2 separate regions of the Homo sapiens genome follow, and region 2 is linked to region 1. A link is a loop called in an ENCODE intact Hi-C map of the cell type or tissue named here. Cell type or tissue: spleen. All regions are shown on one strand. Each heading gives the region's core, and the rest is flanking DNA. Links, peaks and the distances in the headings are about the cores only. Region 1 has its middle 61 kb from the start of ABCG2. Region 2 has its middle 9.4 kb from the start of HERC6.

The links. Hi-C counts contacts between places; a loop is a spot of excess contacts. Peaks named below come from ENCODE experiments on the same cell type or tissue, not always from the same donor. Only the 100,000 strongest peaks of a DNase experiment are listed, where the experiment ranks them.
Region 2: it touches region 1 in a loop (2.9-fold over the local background); 65 of 110 quality-filtered maps call a loop at or near these places.

The regions. Positions count from the first base shown.
Region 1 is chr4:88,216,535-88,221,918 of GRCh38, reverse strand. It overlaps a transcript of ABCG2 not described here. Among named protein-coding and RNA genes, the nearest start is that of ABCG2, 61 kb to the right of the region's middle. In spleen, for the core only: a CTCF peak has its summit at 2,733 (motif pointing left); no DNase peak of the experiment used is centred there.
Region 2 is chr4:88,366,721-88,372,104 of GRCh38, reverse strand. No RefSeq gene overlaps it. Among named protein-coding and RNA genes, the nearest start is that of HERC6, 9.4 kb to the left of the region's middle. In spleen, for the core only: a CTCF peak has its summit at 2,684 (motif pointing left); no DNase peak of the experiment used is centred there.

The DNA.
Region 1 (5,384 bases), core at 165-5,164:
AACATTCAGCTCCTTGTTACTTATGCAAATTTCTTCAGTGTGCTTGAATTTCTCCCCAGAATAAGGGTTTTCTTTTCTATTGCATCATCAGGCTGCAAGTTTTCCAAACTTTTATGCTCTGCTTCCTCTTGAATGCTTTGCTGCTTAAAAATTTCTTCCACCAGATACCCTAAATCATCCCTCTCAAGTTCAAAGTTCCACAGATCTCTAGGGCAGGGACAAAATGCCACCAGTCTTGTTGCATAGCAAGAGTGACCTTTACTCCAGTTCCCAAGAAGTTCCTCATCTCCATCTGAGACCACCTCAGCCTGCACTTTATTGTCCATATCACCATCAGCATTTTGGTCAAAACCATTTAAAAAGTCTCCAGGAAGTTCCAAACTTTCCCACATCCTCCTGTCTTCTAAGCCGTCCAAATCTCTAGGAAATTCCAAACTTTCCCACATTTTCCTGTCTTCTTCTGAGCCCTCCAAACTGTTCCAGTCTCTGCCTGTTACCCAGTTCCAAAGTCGTTTCTACATTTTTGGGTATCCTTATAGCAGCAACCCACTCTCTGCGGTACCAATTTACTGTATTAGTCCGTTCTCATGCTGCTATGAAAAAATACCCGAGACTGAGTAGTTTATTTTTATTTTATTTATGTATTTATTTTGAGACACAGTTTCATTCTTGCCTAGGCCGGAGTGCAGTGGCATGATCTCAGCTCACTACAACCTCTGCCTCCCAGGTTCAAGCGATTCTTGTACCTCAGCCTCCCTAGTAGCTGGGATTACAGGTCCACACTAACACACCTGTCTAATTTTTGTATTATTAGTAGAGATGGAGTTTCACCATGTTGGCCAATCTGATCTTGAACTCCTGACCTCAAGTGATCCGCCCACCTTGGCCTCCCAAAGTGCTTGGATTACAGGCTTGAGCCACTGTACCCAGCCAGAGACTGGGTAATTTATAAACGGAAGAGGTTTAATGGACTCACAGTTCTACAGGGCTGGAGAAGCCTCAGGAAGCTTACAATCATGGCAGAAGGGGAAGCAAACATGTCCTTCTTCACATGGTATCAGGAAGGAGAAGTGCTGAGCAAAGAGGGGTGGGAAAGTGCCTTATAAAACCATCAGATCTCATGAGAACTTACCATCACAAGAACAGCATGAGGGTAACCACCCGCATGATTCAATTACCTCCCACCAGGTCCTTCCCATGACACATGGGGATTATGGAAACTACAATTCAAGATGAGATTTGGGTAGGGACATAGCCAAACCATATCACTGGTCTACCGTTCTCTGTCAGTCTACAGGAGGCAAAGCAAGGCTGACAGAAGGATGCTCCTTCAGGAGGAAGCAGCAGTAAAAGCACTTTGAATCAAGATAAATGGGAAGCCACCCCAATAAACACATTTTAGATATTTTAGAAAAAGAAAGAAATACACACACAAATTGAAAATAACAATTGTTGGCAAGAATGTGGAGAGATTGGAACTCTTGTGCACTGTTGGTGGAATGTAAAATGGTGTAGCTACTGTGGAGAACAGTATGGTGCTTCCTCAAAAAACTAACCATAGAATTACCATACAATCCCACAATTCCACTTCTAGATATATACCCAAAAGAACTGAAAGCAGAGGCTCAGACAGATGTTTATACACAGCAGCATTATTTACAACAGCCAAAAGTGGAAGCAACCCTAATGTTCATCAACTGTTGAATGAATAAACAAAATGTGGTATACACAGAGAATGGAGGATTATGCAGCCTCAAAAGGGATGAAAATTCTGACTGCAGCATGAATGAACCTTGAAGACATTATGCTAAGAGAAATAAGGACAAATACTACATGATTCCACTTATATTAGGTAGTGAGGGTAGTCAAATTCATAGAGACAGAAAGTAGAATGGTTGCCACTGAGGACAGGGTGGAGTGAAGAGTTGTTTAATGGGCAAGAAGTTTCAGTTTGGAAGATGAAAGAAGTTCTAGAGATGGATGGTAGTGATGGTTGCACAGCAATGAATATACTTAATGCCATAAAACAGTACACTTAAAAACTATTTGAGCCTGTAATCCCAGCACTTTGGGAGGCCGAGGCGGGTGGATCACGAGGTCAGGAGATCGAGACCATCCTGGCTAACATGGTGAAACCCCATCTCTACTAAAAATACAAAAAAAAAAAAAAATAGCCAGGCGTGGCACTGTGCGCCTGTAGTCCCAGCTGCTGGGGAGGCTGAGACAGGAGAATGGCGTGAACCTGGGAGGCGGAGCTTGCAGTGAGCGGAGATCGCGCCATTGCACTCCAGCCTGGGTGACAGAGCAAGACTCGGTCTCAAAAAAAAAAAAAAAAAAAAAAATTTGAATGGTACATTTTTATATTATGAATATTTTACCACAGTAGAAGAAAATAAAACAACTCTACCCTCAGGTATTTGCATGTCTGCCTCCTACTTATTCTTCACTTTTCTGCTGAAATAGCATGTCCTCAGGGAAGCCTCTCCTATTGCTCTATGTAATTTCCTTGTAGAACATATCACTGTCTGAAATTACCTTTTTTATACGTGCTATCATCTGTCTTCTCCATTGGAATATAAGCTTTTCGAGCATAAGATCTTTGCTTTATTCAAAGCTGTATCCTAACACTTCGTTTTTGTCACATGGTAGCTATTCAGTGAATACTTGCGGAACAGTGTACTGAGAAAAAAGAAAGGGCTCCACCTGGAGGTTGTGTTAGTAAATGTACTTTGTGGGAATTTTAAATGTACAATACTCAAAAGTAAAAATCAAACTGAACATTTAACTTCAAAGCAGTATTAGCCGTGATAGTGGAGTGAGAAGTCATGAAGAAAAGTGTACAAGCACCTCTGTGTAAAATATTTCCCTTTTCACATCAACTCCCTGCTTAGGTTCCCAATTCCCAGGACCTCAGCAGTTCCCGTATTTCCTTTCTATGTATCGCCTGTTCATTTACCTACCGTCAATGGCTGCTTTGGTGCTACAATGCCAATATAGAGTGATTGGAAAAAGACTGCATGGCCCACAAGCCTAAAATATTCACTATCTGGCCTTTTACAGAAAAAGTTTACCAACCAACCAATGATGTAGGTAAAGATAATAGACTAGAGATATTGTCTACTCTTCTCTGAGAACTTTCATGATAGTCATTCAAGTCAATCAAGAAATGTTTATTGGGATTGGAGACTATTATTCTAAGTAACTCAGGAATGGAAAACTGAACATTGCATGTGCGTACGTTCTCACTCATAAGTAGGGGCTAAGCTATCAGTATGCAAAGGCTTAACAGTGGACTTTGGGGACTCAGGGGAAAGGGTGGGAAGGGGGTGAGGGATAAAAGATTGCAAATTGGGTTCAGTGTGTACTGCTTCGGTGATGGGTACACCAAAACTTCACAAATCACCACCAAAGTACTTACTCATGTAACCAAATACCACCTGTTCCCCAAATCTTAGGGAAATAAAAAATTAATTAAAAAACAAGAGAAATGTTTACTGAGTTCCTACTATGTTTCCAGCACTGCGTTAGTCACTAGGGATAGAACAGTGAATGAAATAGAAATACCTGCTGTTATGAAGCTCACTTTCTAGACGGAGGAGGACAAATAATAAACAATAAACAAATAAATAATGTATGTTAGACGGTGAGAAGGGTTACAGACAGATGCATAGTAAGAAGTAATCAGGAAGGCAAAGAAAGGTTTTGCAATTTTAAACAGAGTGGTTGGGGTAGGCCTTGTTAAGAGGTTGACATTTGAGCAAATATTTGAAGAAAGACTGAGAGGGAATGAAGATATCATCTGGGAGGAAAGTATTTCAGGTAGAGGGAACGGAGGCAGGAACATGTCTAGCGTGCTAGAGAAACACCTGGGAGACCAGTGAGGATAGCAGAAACATTCTACCTGGGTTCTCACACTCGTGTGTTCCTTTTTTTTTTTTTTTTTTTAATTTTTAGAAACATCGTCTTACTCTGTCAACCAGTCTGGAGTGCAGTGGCATGATCATAGCTCACTGCAGCCTCAAACACCGGGGCTCAAGCAGTCCTTCCACTTCAGTCTCCTAAGTAGTTGGGACTACAGGAACATGCTACTGTGCACTGCTAATATTTTATTTTTAGAGTCTGGGTCTATGTTGCCCAGGGTAGCCTTGAACTCCTGGCTTCAAGAGACCCCGCTGCCTCACCTTCCCAGAGTGCTGGGATTACAGGCATGAGCCACCATGTTTAGTCCCATGCATCCATGCATTCTTTTTTTTTTTTGAGGCAGGGTCTCATTCTGTTGCCCAGGCTGGAGTGCTGTGGCGTGATCTTGGCTCACTGCAACCTCCACCTACTGGGTTCAAGCAATTCTCCCTCCTGAGCCTCCTGAGTAGCTGGGACTATAGGCACACACCACCACACCTGGCTAATTTTTGTAATTTTTAGTAGAGACAGGGTTTCGCCATATTGGCCAGGCTGGTCTTGAACACCTGACCTCAAGTGATCTGCTCACCTCGGCCTCACAAAGTGCTGAGATTATAGACATGAGCCACCGCGCCTGGCCTCCATGCATTCTTGTTATGTGCAAATATTGACTGCTGGTTTAAGGTATCTTCCCCTTCCTGTAGGACAACATCCCAACCTTGCAGGGTATCCCTGCTCACACTATAATTAAGCCTTAGGCAGGCCAATTCACTGTTCTATCAAGCCAGCTGCTCTGTAAGATCTAGGTATATACTGAATTTTGAGAATATGAGACTTCTTTTACCATAATATATGCCCATGATCATGGACGATATTATATGGAATACTAAGGCAACAGATAAGGCATTCTGTAACTTCATAACAGTGGTATTAGTAGAAGCTCTGCAGGCAGGGAATAAAATGTAAAAAAAAAATTTTTTTTTTTTTTGAGACGGAGTCTTGCTCTGTCACCCAGGCTAGAGTGCAGTGGCATGATCTTGGCTCACTGCAACCTCCACCTCCCGGGTTCAAGTGATTCTCCTGCCTCAGCCTCCCGAGTAGCTGGGATTACAGGTGCCCACCACCACGCCCAGCTAATTTTTGTATTTTTAGTAGAGAGGGGGGTTTCGCCATTTTGGTCAGGCTGGTCTTGAACTCCTGACCTCAGGTGATCTGCCCTCCTCGGCCTCCCAAAGTGCTGGAATTACAGGTGTGAACCACTGCGCTTGGACACAGTGCAAAATTTTATCCAGAATATGTAGCTATTCCTGAGAAGATAAAAGGCTGTTCCTTTCATGTTGGGAAAAGTTCACACAATCAGCTACTACTAGGTGGCCATCTGGTCACCCCGGACAATAGTGCCTTATCAGCGGCTTAGTGTTGACTTTGGCTGTTGGTCAACGGGACATTCAGCAGTAGGTATAGTTACAGCAGCCTTGGTGAGG
Region 2 (5,384 bases), core at 319-5,318, 150 kb before region 1:
TTCATTTCTTCTAGGTTTTCCAATTTGTTGGCATGTAGTTTTTCATAATAGTCTCTAATGATTCTTTGTATTTCTGTGGTCTTAGCTGTTATGTTTCCTTTTTCATTTCTGATTTTATTTATTTGGGTCCTCTCCCTTTTTTTCTTAGTCTAGCTAAAGTTTTGTCAATTTTATCTTTTCGAGAAAACTTTTTGTTTTGTTGATCTTCTGTAATTTTTTTAGTCTCAATTTCGTTTATTTCTGCTCTGATTTTATTTCTGCTCTGATATTTATTGTTTCTTTTCTGCTACTAATGTTGGGTTTGGTTTGTTCTTGTTTTTCTGGTCTCTTGGGGTACATTTTTTAGCTTGTTTATTTGATGTCTTTTTAGTTTTTTGGTATAAACCTCTCTCTTAGTACTGCTTTTGCCATATCACATAGATTTTGGTATGTTGTATTTCCATTTTCGTTTGTTTTAAGAAATTTTTTAATTTCCTTCTTAATTTCTTCATTGACCCATTGGTCATACAGGAGCATGTTGTTTGTGTTGCCATGTGTTTGTGTAGTTTCTGAGGTTCTTGTTATTGATTTCTAGTTTTATTCCACTATGATCACAAAAGACACAATATAATTTTTACTTTTTAAAATTTGTTGAGTCTTGTTTTGTGGCCTAAGATATGGCTGACCTTGGAGAATGTTTCATATGCTCAGACTGTAAGAGTTTGATATTATCAATATAAGACACTGAAACCTCATATTGTTATTTCTTAAAAGAAAATCTACTGAATAACTAAAATGTAAGCGCATTGTACTCATTTTGTATTCCCAGCACCTAGCACAGTGTCTGCCAAATTTAAAAAAAAAAACTGAATAAATGTTAGTGAGATAAGTGAATAAAATGTATATTAAAGAAATTGAGCACATCTTTTTTTTTAAGAAAGATAATTTTCACTTAATCTGTGTTCATGCACTTGGAAACAGAAGGTCCGATATTTTGAGTACTTACCATGTGTTGATGATTTTATATAAAATATCTAATTCTTTCATCACCTTTCCTTAGTTAAGATTCTCCAGCCTGGCCAATATGGCAAAACCCCGTCTCTACTAAAATACAAAAATTAACCAGGTGCGTTGGAGGGCGCCTGTAATCCCAGCTACTCGACTTGCGAGGCTGAGGTATGAGAATCACTTGAACCTGGGAGGCGGAGGTTGCAGTCAGCTGAGATGGCGTCATTGCTCTACAACCTGGGTGACAGAGTGAGACTCTGTCTCAAAAAAAAAAAAAAAAGATTCTTTCGGTTGCACGTGACAGAAAATATAGCCCAAGCTCACTTAAGCAAAAGGGAAATTTACTTGTAGATTGCATTATTATTTTTCAAAAAACTTTGCTGCCCCTCTCCACCCTGTGACATCAATCTTGACCATGTGATTTGTTCTGGCCAATTATATGCAAGTGGGAAGCAAGCAACTTCAGGCAGATAGTTTAGAGCGAGCACTTCTTTTCCTACTTTTCTTTTCCTCCGTTACAACAGGTGATTTTCTAGAGAGAGACTGCTCTATTTTACTGAGTCCCAGATTAAAAACAACAATAAAGCAGCGCTGCAGGTAGCCCATGTAGCATCAGCAAGAGATAATTTTTGTTGTTGTAAGCACGTGAGCATTTAGGAGGTATTTATGATTACAGCGCAACTGTTTATTATTAAAGTCAAGTAACTGAAAAATCCACCAGAATGGCTGATTACAGGCACTACTGAAAACAAGGACTTAACCAATGTCCTTAATGACTCCATTTCTCTGTCTCTTCACTCCGCCTCTTGCTATGAGGGCTTCATCTTCAGGCTCCATGCAGTCTATCTTGCAATTCCAGGAGCTCCTCTGAGATTGCAAGAGGGTTACAGCAGCTCTAAACTTTATATATATCCAGCTCTCAGCTTCACAGCCTGTGTACAGAAAAAATCTGCTCAAAACAAAAGTCTTCACCCGATTTGGGTCATATGTCTACCCCTGAGGCAATCACTGTGGAAGCCAATGGGGTAGTCAGTCTACCTTGTGGATCAGGATGGAATCTCATCCATGCACTTTCTGAGCGGAGTAAGCAGATCCCAGATGAAAGGCATGTTGCTGGAAGAAAGCTGAGACAGATGCTAAGGAGTTAAGCAACACGACTTTCTATATCAATCATGCAAAATAAGTATTATTATTATTATTCTCATTTTTGAGGGTAAGGAATTAAGGCTCAGAGAGTTTAGGTAACTTGCTTGAAGTTACACGATGTGTATAAATGGCAGGGTTTGTTTTTTTTTTTTAGATGGAGTCTCACTCTATCACTCACCCAGGCTGGAGTGCAGTGGTGTGATCTCAGCTCACTGCAACTTCTGCCTCCCAGGTTCAAGCGATTCTTCTGCCTCAGCCTCCCAAGTAGCTGGAATTACAGGCAGGTGCCACGACGCCCAGCTAATTTTCGTATTTTTAGTAGAGACAGGGTTTCACCATGTTGGCCAGGCTGGTCTTGAACTCCTGACCTCAAGTGATCCACCTGCCTCAGCCTCCCAAAGTGTTGGGATTACAAGTGTTAGCCACTGCACTGGCCTAAATGGTAGGATATTAACACTGATCCATTTGACTAGAAAGCCTGTTTAATTTTTACTAAAGTCTTAGAACACTCTTTATTCCCTGATCTTTCCTTTCATGCCCCCTAGTGGCACTTCCTTAAAACCATTCCAGCTAAAAACCTCCAATTCATCTTACATTTTCTTGCCACTGCAAAACTCTCAGGCCAGGGGCGGTGGCTCACACCAGTAATCCCAAAAATTTGGGAAGTCAAAGGGGAGGATAGCTGGAGCCCAGGAGTTCAAGACCAGCTTGGGCAACAAGGCAAGACCCTGTCTATACAAAAAATCGAAAAGTTAGCCTGGCGTGGTGGCACACACCTATGGTCTCAGCTACACGGGAGGCTGAAGCAGGAAGATCACTTGAGCCCAGGAGGTCAAGGCTGTAGTGAGCTGTGTTCACTCTGCTTTACTCTAGCCTGGGTGACAGAGCAAGACCCTGCTTCAAAAAACAAAAAAGGAAAACCCTCCCCTAATGGATTAATTGCTGATTGGCTGATATCATCAATATCCCATTTTCTATCTACTTCTTTCTGTCTCCATCACTCCTACCAGAGTTGAGGTCTTTGGCAACAACATCTCAAATGTCTCTATATCTAACAACTGGCATCACAAATAGATCCTTCTTATTCTCCTGAGTGTTGCCTGTGGAAAACACAGGTCTGATCACACCACTTATTTTTCTTAATGGTTGTAGGCCTTTTGCCTACAGAAAAACAAAGAAAACAAAATCCTTTGCATATAATTAAAGGCCTTCTATTATCCACTTGTAACCAACCTTTCTATATTTATCTCACTGATAGTTATAGTTATATATATCCCCCCCACCCCACCACACATACACAGGGACTACTGTCAAAATGAACTACTTGCCTTTTCGTGCTTGCTTTTTCCTAAATCGATGCCTCTATTCATTCTGTGGTTTCTCTGTGGAATTTCCTTTTCCTCATTTCTTTTTATGAAAAAACATGTCTTAAATGTCTCATCTCTGTGAAGCCTTTTTTTTCTTTCTTTCTTTTTTTTTTTTTCTTTCTGAGACAGGGTCTTACTGTGTTCCCCAGGCTGGAGTGCAGTGGTGCAATCATGGTCACTGCAGCCTCGATCTCCTGGGTGCAGGTGATCCTCCCATCCCAAGCCTCCCAAGTAGCTGGGACTACAGGTCTGTGTCACCATGCCCGACCAATTTTTAAATTTTTTGTAGAGACAGGGTCTCACTATGTTGCCCAGGCTGGTCTAGAGCTCTTGGCCTCAAGTAATTGTCCAGCCTCAGCCTCCCAAAGTGCTGGGATTACAGGTGTGAGCCATCACACCCACCCTTGTGGGAGCCTTTCTTAGATTCCACCACGTGAATTGCTCCTTTTTCTAGGCTCTATAACAAATAATGTCTTTTGTACACATTCTGATATGGTTTGGCTGTGTCGCCACCCACATCTCAAATTGTAGCTCCCATAATTCCCACGTGTTATGGAAGGGACCGGGTGGGAGGTAATTGAATCATTGGAGTGGGTCTTTCCTGTGTTGTTCTCATGATAGTGAATAAGTCTCATAAGATCTGATGGTTTTATAAAGGGGAGTTTCCCTGCACATTCTCTCTCTCTTCCCTGCTGCCATTTATGTAAGACATGACTTTGCTCCTCCTTTGCCGTCCACCATGATTGTGAGGCTTCCCCAGCCATGTGGAACTGTGAGTCCATTAAACCTTTCCTTTATAAATTACCCAGTCTTGGGTATGTCTTTATTAGCAGCATGAGAACAGACTAATGCACATCCCTCCTGCCAATTTAATACTAGTTTCATATTATATTGCCATATTATTCTATCTTCAGTCAATAGTTAAAAAAAAAAATCTTGGCCAGATGCAGTGGCTCATGCCTGTAATCCTAACACTTCAGGAGGCTGAAGTAGGTGGATCACTTGGGGCCAGGACATCAAGGCCAGCCTGACCAATATGGTGAAACCTCGTGTCCACTAAAAATACACAAATTACCTGGGCATAATGGTGCACACCTGTAATCCCAGCTACTCGGGAGGCTGAGGCAGGAGAATTGCTTGAACCTAGGAGGCAGAGGTTGCATTGAGTCGAGATGGTGCCACTGCACACCAGCCTGGGCAACAGAGTGAAACTCTGTCTCAAATAATAATAATAAAGTTTAAAAAATAAAAAATATAAAAAATCTTTACTGAATATCCACTATAGGTATAACAAGGAGCAAACAAAATATAATAATTACTATTCATTAGCATTTACTTTAGACTTTACAAAATCTTTCCAGCTATTTCCCTCGTGTGTCCTCATAACCACAGAGTAGTAGCATGAGAGGGCTTACAGAGCTGAGAGTAATTTGTCCTGAGCTTGCAGATGAGTAAGTAGAATAGTGTCCCTTTATCAAAGAATACTCACATGAAAAAACAGAAAATCAATAGAAATTCACTGTCATCATACCTCTAAAATCAAACTTTGAAAATTATTTATACCTAATATTTTATTCCAGTAGCCTATTTTTCTTTTTTTACTAATTTTCCCCTAACAGTGATTTACGGAAGGGAAGAGAATGAGAAAAGGAAAATAAAATGAAATGCCCCAACTGCCTACCACATCTGTCTCTTTCACAATACATCGTCCAATTTGAGCAACCTCCCTATAAGGTACATATTATCCATGTATTATCTACCCAGGTACAGATATGAACAACTTAAGCCTCAGAAAACTCAAGTGATTTGCTCAAGATAACTAGTAAGGAAGTAGGGGATCCCAGAATCAAACCCTCTTTCCACTAAACAGCCCTGACTCAATGT